Regions from separate parts of the Homo sapiens genome. Here all the other regions are linked to region 3. The links are chromatin contacts, found by Hi-C or POLR2A ChIA-PET in ENCODE. All regions are on one chromosome and are shown on one strand. The core of a region is the stretch at or near the end of the contact, and the rest is flanking DNA. Distances in the headings are between cores, read along the strand shown.

Evidence for each region. Hi-C counts contacts between places; a loop is a spot of excess contacts on that map. ChIA-PET counts read pairs that join two places held with the same protein, here RNA polymerase II (POLR2A). Pooled maps may share reads with other maps.
Region 1: a pooled map shows a loop between it and region 3 (4-fold over the local background). The contact joins two enhancer-like sites. A Hi-C loop is called at or near these places in 4 of 168 maps with a recorded cell type or tissue (Caco-2, K562, MCF 10A and 1 more) and 5 of 50 pooled maps. POLR2A ChIA-PET finds 5 or more read pairs at or near these places in 2 of 52 experiments (Caco-2 and PC-9).
Region 2: a pooled map shows a loop between it and region 3 (4-fold over the local background). The contact joins two enhancer-like sites. A Hi-C loop is called at or near these places in 1 of 37 single-sample maps with no recorded cell type and 3 of 50 pooled maps. POLR2A ChIA-PET finds 5 or more read pairs at or near these places in 2 of 52 experiments (Panc1 and activated CD4-positive, alpha-beta T cell).

What each region holds. Positions count from the first base shown.
Region 1 is chr2:36,799,254-36,801,953 of GRCh38, reverse strand. It overlaps VIT (vitrin), which reads right to left. Exons shown (of 16, transcript NM_053276.4): 13 at 550-653. All of the region lies in intron 1 of LOC124905990 (a long non-coding RNA gene), which reads left to right. Among named protein-coding and RNA genes, the nearest start is that of VIT, 100 kb to the right of the region's middle. Within about 2 kb of position 1,418, at least 2 of the 41 ENCODE cell types and tissues checked have a DNase peak (open chromatin) inside an H3K27ac peak, as active enhancers do.
Region 2 is chr2:36,833,815-36,836,514 of GRCh38, reverse strand. No RefSeq gene overlaps it. Among named protein-coding and RNA genes, the nearest start is that of STRN, 130 kb to the left of the region's middle. Within about 2 kb of position 1,279, at least 2 of the 41 ENCODE cell types and tissues checked have a DNase peak (open chromatin) inside an H3K27ac peak, as active enhancers do.
Region 3 is chr2:37,003,750-37,006,449 of GRCh38, reverse strand. HEATR5B (HEAT repeat containing 5B) reads left to right here. Exons shown (of 36, transcript NM_019024.3): 30 at 691-818. Among named protein-coding and RNA genes, the nearest start is that of STRN, 39 kb to the right of the region's middle. Within about 2 kb of position 1,254, at least 2 of the 41 ENCODE cell types and tissues checked have a DNase peak (open chromatin) inside an H3K27ac peak, as active enhancers do.

The DNA of each region.
Region 1 (2,700 bases), core at 169-2,668, 200 kb after region 3:
ATAGTCAGGACAGCAGACTTGATTGCCCTGAAGAATGCTACCCCTTCTTGCAAACCAAGCATGCTGGGACTGTACAGTGTGTGTGTGTTAAAGATTCTTGCCCTCTGAAGCCATGATAACTTTAGAAAAGATATAGATGTTGCAGGAGTAATTTCTTTGTCCTTTTTTTTTTTTTTTTCAGATGGAGTCTCGCTCTGCCACCCAGGCTGGAGTGCAGTGGCGCCATCTTGGCTCACTGCAACCTCAGCCTCCCAAGTAGCTGGGATTATAGGCACCCGCCACCACACCCAGCTAATTTTTGTATTTTTAGTAGAAAGAGGGTTTAACCATGCTGGCCAGGCTGATCTTGAATTCCTGACCTCAAGTGATCTGCTAGCTTCAGCCTCCCAAAGTGCTGGGATAACAGGTGTGAACCACCACGCCCGACCAGAAGTTATTTCTTGACGGATTATTATTATTTTTTCCTTTTATATAGAATGGTTAGAAGACAATCACGTAGAAAGAGAACGATGGTAGCAAGATAGTATAATTTGAATCCGGATCACATACCTACATTAGAAAGTCCTCCTCTCTGAGTAATTTTCTCTATGGCTGTCTTCAGATCTCGAGAATTCGTGTGTGTCTTGAGGTTAAAGTGAGTAGCAGGGTTGTCTCTGAAGAGTCAGAACAAGAAATACAAATTAGCTGCAAAGTTAATACCTTTGGAGGAAGGCAGAGATCATGGTTGATTCTTTTATATACAAATAGAAGCTGCTTCAAAGCCTTCTGCTATGCCTTGTAAAATGTCCCATTGTGGACTGGTGTGTGTAGAGAAAAGGAGGCTATTTCAAGGCTCAGAAGGCGTGTGTTGACTGTGCCATTTCCTGGCTGTGTGATCTTGAGGAGACAACTTCTCTGGGCTTCAGATTCCTCATGTAGATGAAAACATCGTTATAACACCCATATTGCTAATGAACGGGACTGTTGTCAAGTGGGATTTTGCAAATGTCAGGATCCCATCTGTGGAGTGCTCAGCGTTCTCAGCCTACCCCAGACCCCCCTCTCCAGAAAGAGAATCTCAGCTGTCAGCCACTCTCTGGGTTACCCTTAGCACTGGAATTGCACGTGAATAGTGGTACCAAGGAGACCTCTCTCTGCTTCTCATCCTGCAACCGGGTGACACTACTCAAACTCATCTAGAAGGTCAACATCTATTTTGCTGAAGACTGAAAAAGATTAACTGGGGAGGAGTTGGAGTGAATTCAGTGGAAAAACACAGTAAGAATCCCTCTCTACAAGTGAATCCCCACGAAGCGGCGGAGTGGAGGGTGTGGAGGCGTGCAGGAGGGCGGGTGTGTGTGCATCGCACCCAAGATGAGGTGTGAGATCACATCTCACAAACCACTGACACTCAGCCACAGGCAGCGCTGACTTCGTGGGCGTGAGACCTGCGCAGTCACACAGGGCTCCATGCTCCAGAAGAGCCTCAGTCAGAAAGGCCCAGGCTTGGCATAGTGCTCTGCTGCTGCCGTCTTGAAATTCTTCATCATTTTTGAACAAGCTGCCCTGCACATTATGTAGTCAGTCCAGGCTAGAGGTTACTGTTTTCTTTTTTCTTTCTTTCTTTTTTAACACGGAGTCTCACTCTGTCACCCAGGCTGGAGTGCAGTGGCGCGATCTCAGCTCACTGTAACCTCTGCCGCCCGGGTTCAAGCAATTCTCTTGCCTCAACCTCCCGAGTAGCTGGGATTACAGGCACCTGCCACCGCGCCTGGCTAATTTTTGTATTTTTAGTAGAGACAGGGTTTCACCATCTTAGCCAGGCTGGTCTTGAACTCCTGACTTCGTGATCCACCTGCCTTGGCCTCCCAGAGTGCTAGGATTACAGGCGTGAGCCACCGTGCCCGGCCATTTTTTTTTTTTTTTTTGAGACGGAGTCTCGCTGTGTCTCCAGGCTGTAGTACACTGGCTCGATCTTGGCTCACTGCAGTCTCCACCTCCCGGGTTCAAGTGATTCTCCTGCCTCAGTCTCCCAAGTAGCTGGGACTACCGGTGCGTGTCACCACACCCAGCTAATTTTTGTATTTTTAGTAGAGATGGGGTTTTGCCATGTTGGCCAGGCTGGTCTCCAACTCCTCACCTCAGGTGATCTGCCTGCCTTGGCCTTCCAAAGTGCCGGAATTACAGGCATGAGCCACCAAGCCTAGCCATAGAGGCTACTAAGTTTTCAAGAAGGAGAAGACTTTTTTTTTTTTTCAGAGACAGGGTTTCGTTCTGTTGCTCAACCTGGAGTGCAGTGGCCCCATCTTGGCTCACTGCAGCCTCAACTTCCTGGGCTCAAGCATCCTCCCACCTCAGCCTCCCAAGTAGGTGAGACCACAGGTGCATGCCACCACACCCAGCAAATTTTTTCATTTTTTGTAAAGACAAGGTCTTGCTATGTTGCCCCTGGCTGGTCTTAAAAGCGTGGACTCAAGCAGCTTATTGTCCTGTTTTGGCCTCCCAAAGTGCCAAGATTACAGATGTGAGCCACCATGCCTGGCCAAGAAAACTTTTTAAAGTAGCCTTTCTACAAACACCAGAAATGGATCCAGGAAGAAGCGGTTGTGGGCAGTTTCAGGTGGGAACCTCAAGGATGCTGACCATGGGTTGATTCTTAGTGAGTCCATGCGGACCGGGACAAGTGGTGCAGTCACGAGGAAACCAGTCACCAGGACCTGG
Region 2 (2,700 bases), core at 30-2,529, 170 kb after region 3:
AGAGTTTAAGTTCTTTGCCTTTAAAAAATTTTTAATATGTTCTTATTTTGGTCACTATTGTGACCATTTTCATTTATAAGAGCTTATTACAAATAAAGAGAGGAGCCAGGTGCATGGCTCATGCCTGTAATCCCAGCACATTGGGAGGCTGAGGTAGGAGGATTGCTTGAGCCCAGGAGTTCCAGACCAGCCTGGGCAAAATAGCAAAACCCCATCTCTTAAAAAAAAAAAAAAAAATTTAAGAAAATACATTTTAAAATACACAGAGAAAATCTGTTTTTGTATGCTTATATACAACAAACATTGTAAATGCTTACTAAATCTCATGAATTATAGCAGGTTTTCACTAGAGTCTCGAGATGTTTAGAAATACAATTGGGACATTCACAAAAATAATTTGATCTTGTCTTTTTCAATGTTTGACTGATTCTTTTTTTGAAATTTTTGTTGTCTAGAAACTCCAATGTGGTGTTGAGTTATAATGGTAAAAGTAGGCCTCCCTGTCTATTATTAACTTTAGTGGAAATGGTTTTGGTATTTAGTTATTTAGAGTATTTTACTTGTTATTTGGTAAATAATCTCTATTTTATTTAAATAGGTTCTTTCCTGTTTTTCCAGGTTTAAAGAATGGCTGCTGAATTTCATCAAATGCCTTCTTAGCATCTTTTGATGTGATCATGAGTTACTCTTCTTTAAGCTGTTGACTAACCAATTGTGTGTATGAAGTTGACATTAAAACATGCTTGCCTCCTTGAAATAAACCCTATTTGGTCATATATGTTGTTGTTTTCATATAAGTCCTTGTTTCAGTTGCTAGTCTTTTATTTGGAGCTTTAGCATGCATATTCATAGATTAGTCTTACTGTTTTATTTAAGGGTCTCTACTTTCAACTTTTCTTTATTCCTTCATTTTAAGTGTGTTTCCTGTAAGCTGCCTATTTCTAGGTCTTCCAGGAAAGAAACTGGCTGGTAGTTTCTTTCAGTGGATATATTGGGTGTTCACTGGTTTTGTTTTATTATGTTCATTATTTTACTTCATTGTTTCTTTTCGTTTTTGCTGGATTGATGAAGTCATTATTCACTTCCTGTCTTTCTCATGTTAATGTGGGATTTCTACTGTGCGTTTCTCTTTCAAAATTATCTTCATTCATAATCAGATATCTTCCTGCTACTCTATGAAAAAACAGAATCACTCTAATCTTCACTAACCCCCTACCAACCTGAAACAAAAAAATGTGATTTTTAGAATACATTCACTTCCTGTGCCTCTCCAAAATAAGTGATGCTTAAAGATGCTGTTACTTTCCCTTTCCCCATTCTTTGTCTGCGTCTTTGGTTTTGCCGTTACAATTTAATTTCTATACTTTTAGACTACTTAAATTTCCATTTCAGGGTCTTATATCAATAATGTTAGTATTTTCCTCGCATATTTCCAGATAGTCTGTCATTATTTTGATAGAGAACCAGTCACATCAGTGTTTCTTAAGCATTTTGGCATTTTAAGTGGGACAATTCTTTGTCATGTAGAACTACCTCTCATGCATTTTGTGTCATGTAGAACTGCCTCCCCTCCCCTCCCCTCCCCTGGCCTCCCCTTGCCAGATGAGGACACAGCAAGAAGGGAGCTATCTGTAAGCCATAAAGAGAGCCTCACCAGAACTCAACCATGGTGGCATCTTGATCTTGGACTTCTAGCCTTCAGACTGAAAAATAAAATTTGTTTATTTAAGTCACCCAGTCTATCATATTTTGTTATGGAAGCCCAAGCTGACTGTATACAGACAGCAAAGGAAATCTTCCCAGAGGCCCTCCAACAGACTTCCCACATATCTCATTGGCCAGAATGTTGGCCTCCTCTACGTTTAAGGGATGTTGAGAAAAAGTATCTCACTTTTCTGCCTCTATAGGAAATAACAAATTCCAGCCAACAAATTCTCTCTGCCACAACTGTCTTTAGTCCTTCATTCCTATTTTGCAATTTCCCTGTTAAAATAATTAATTGGGAGCCATTAGGCTGAGACACCTCCAGCACCTTGGGTTCTTATGTAAGCACAATGTACACAGTAAAATGAAACTTAACCAATCAGAAACTGCCAACTAACCTCTAATTAGGGACTGTCCACTTTAACCAAGCAGTTATTTTCCTCATCTTGCTTCGTTGAATACTGTATTAGTCACGGTTCTTTTAGAGGGACAGAACTAGTAAGATATATATATATATGTGTGTGTGTGTGTGTGTATACATATTATATATATATGGGAGTTTATTAAGTATTAATTCTTAAACTCACAAGGTCTCACAATAGGCCATCTGCCAGCTCAGGAGCAAGGAAAGCCAGTCCAAGTTCCAAAACTTGGAGTCTGATGTTTGAGGGCAGGAAGCATTCAGCATGGTTGAAAGATGTAGGCCGGGAAGCTAGGCCCATTTTGTCACTTCACATTTTTCTGCCTGTTTTATATTCGCTGGTGGCTGATTAGATGGTGCCCACCTGATTAAGGGTGGGTCTGCCTTTCCCTGCCCACTGACTCAAATGTTCATCTCCTTTGGCAACACCCTCTCAGACACACCCAGGATCAATATTGCATCCTTAATCCAATCAACTAGACACTCAATATTAACCATCACAAACACCTTATACCTTTTTACCTCCTCAGTGGAGTGCTGAACTGCTTGCAATCTGGTGATGCCTGATTTAGGAA
Region 3 (2,700 bases), core at 5-2,504:
GGCTGGTCTCGAACTCCTGACCTCAGGTGATCCACCCACCTCGGCTGGGTGCTGAGATTACAGGTATGAGCCACTGCACCCAGCTATAGATGCTTTTTTAACATTTAAGAATTTATACATGGTAATGAAGCTTTTAGTGATCTTATGTTTTCTGGGAGTGAAAAGGAACACAATAAGGTGTAATTATCGGATTCATCAGTAGATCTGGTAAGTGAAAATGTGAAAAACTTCCAAAACAATGACTTTACCCCTATGTAAATTAAAAGCAGTTGTTTACTATGATACCCATTGTGCCTCTATAACTTGCCATTTAAAAACTTTGTATGCATGAAAAATTATTTGGCTACCATTTAATGAAAAACAATTTTATAATGTTTGTAAATTTATTTTCTTAATGTATTATTTTAAAAGTCCTAGAAATAAAAACTTAATATCTTCATAATCAACCTGATGGCATGGGAATTCCTTCTTTCACACATAGCTAATTTGAATATTAACCTAATTGCAAAACTACAACCTTATGTTGAGTTTGGCTGTTTAACTTGGAAACCATTTTGAAGTCTACTTTAAGGTATTAATAAATACATGTTAAGGTAATCTGTAAAAACATAAATAGAGAAGAAATATGGGATCAAACAACATAAAGTGTTTTATAAGTGAAAAAACATGTTTTTATTTTGTGCATTTCAGGTGTGAGTATACAGTTTCTTTGTTCCCCTAGACCTGAGGAGCCCATTGAACATGTTACAGCATGCCTGCAGGCCTTACATACCTTGCTAGACTCCCCTTATGCTCGAGTCCATATTGCAGAAGATCAGGTACAGTGTATTGCTATGATAGATACTTGTGTGGTTTTTTTTTGAGTATTGCTTTACAATGGAAAAAAGGATGGATTTTTTTTCTGTATTGGATCCTATTTTAACATGATATGAATACACTGACTCCCTGTATTTATTCACCCAGTTACTTTTACTCTGTGCCTGGTCTGCCTCAAACGTGGTTTGAGGTTATAGATAGTGAAAGCAGTTTCACTGTGCCTGAATTAGGAGATAGGTACAGTGTGGTAAGTGCTATTTTAGTGCATGTAAAGCTGCAATTAGAATAGAGAGGAGGAGCCCGATGTTGTGATAGGAAAGCAAAGGATGGTTTCTCAGAGTGGGCAATGGTTGAATCAAATCTTCAAGAGGAATTAGTGAGGCAACACATGCGGGACGGGTTTTCCTCTCAGAAAGAATAGCAAATACGAACACTAGGAGGCATGAGAGAACACGGCAAGTTCAAGGGCATAGCCATTTACTATGGCCGATATGAATGGAACATGAGGTTGTTAGATGAGGCTGGACAACAAGGTGAAGACCAAATCATGAAGGTTTCTTGATGACATGTAAAAGAGTTTGAACCCTATCCTGAAAGTGATAGGGAATCATTAAAAATGTTTAAGTAGAGGAATGATGTAACTAACTTTATATTTCAGAAGGATCATTCTGTCAGCCCGTAGAGGTAGGTTGGTTTGTAAGAGATGGGAAGGGAGACAGGGAGGCCAGTTCTGAGGCTTTTTTCATAATTCCAGAGAAATGATAACACTAGCCTAGGAAGGCTGAATAAAGGAAGAAGAAAGAGGACCAAGATTGGAAGCTTGAGGATAAATAGCATTTAAAAATTGAGAAGAAGGAAATAAATCAACAGTGGAAACTGCTAGAGAAGTTTCAGGAGAACCAAAAGAGAACAGAGTTATCAAAGACAAGGGAGGAGTTTCAAGAAGGGTAGACAGAGTCTCAAAAGAAAGAATCGAGTAAATAAGCACAGAAATGAGTCTAGAGGAGGCTATTGGTGACCTCCCGCAGAGGATTGTTTGAGGTGACCAGTAGCCAGATAGTAGAAGATTGAGGAGTGAATAAGAGAGTAAAGGAAGTGGAAGCATCTAGGCTGGGAAAGGAAGGAGCCAGATACATAGAGGAGGACATAGGGTAGATAAAAGGATCTGGAGGCTTTGGGAATAGTGCAGGGGGGACATGTGATAAGAAAGACTTGAGCATTGTCATTATACTGACAAGAGTAGCCTAACTAGAGAGAGAAGTTGAAAACATACGAGATATGATCAGAGTCCTTGAAGAATCCCTAGGAAGTCAAATAGGTTAGGATAGGAGCACATAAGGAAAGATTAACCTCAGATTAAGCCTCACATAAGAGGCTGAACACATGATCTTAAGGAAAGAGGTAAAGGTGGCTTTGGTTGCAGTTAAGTCTTTTCCCCCTCTTTGAAATTTCATTTAGGTTCATTGGATGGATTTGGTATGGAAGATTGTGAGTAAGAAGCTTAAAGTGGGTGGCAAAAGTTTGTAGTAGTTGCTGAAGTGAATAGAAGAGGAACTCACCAGAGATTTCTACAATCTGTGGTAGGCAGAGGTTGTAGAAATTCTTGGATATTCAGCTCAGGTTAGAAATTATAAATTTTAGCAGCACTGGACTCTACAATACTATTTAGCTCAATTATTTCCTTCCAATAGGAGAATGATCATCTCTGAATATAAAGCACATTTAAATATGTAAATAATAAATCATTTGTTGCTTGAAAATACATAGGAGTAAAATGTGACCATTTCTCAAGATTTTTACAATGTTCTTATTTGTTACGTAGTCCTATATTTTAATTTTAGCTACCTGATTTCTTTTTTTACATAGGTATTTTCTCAGATTTTA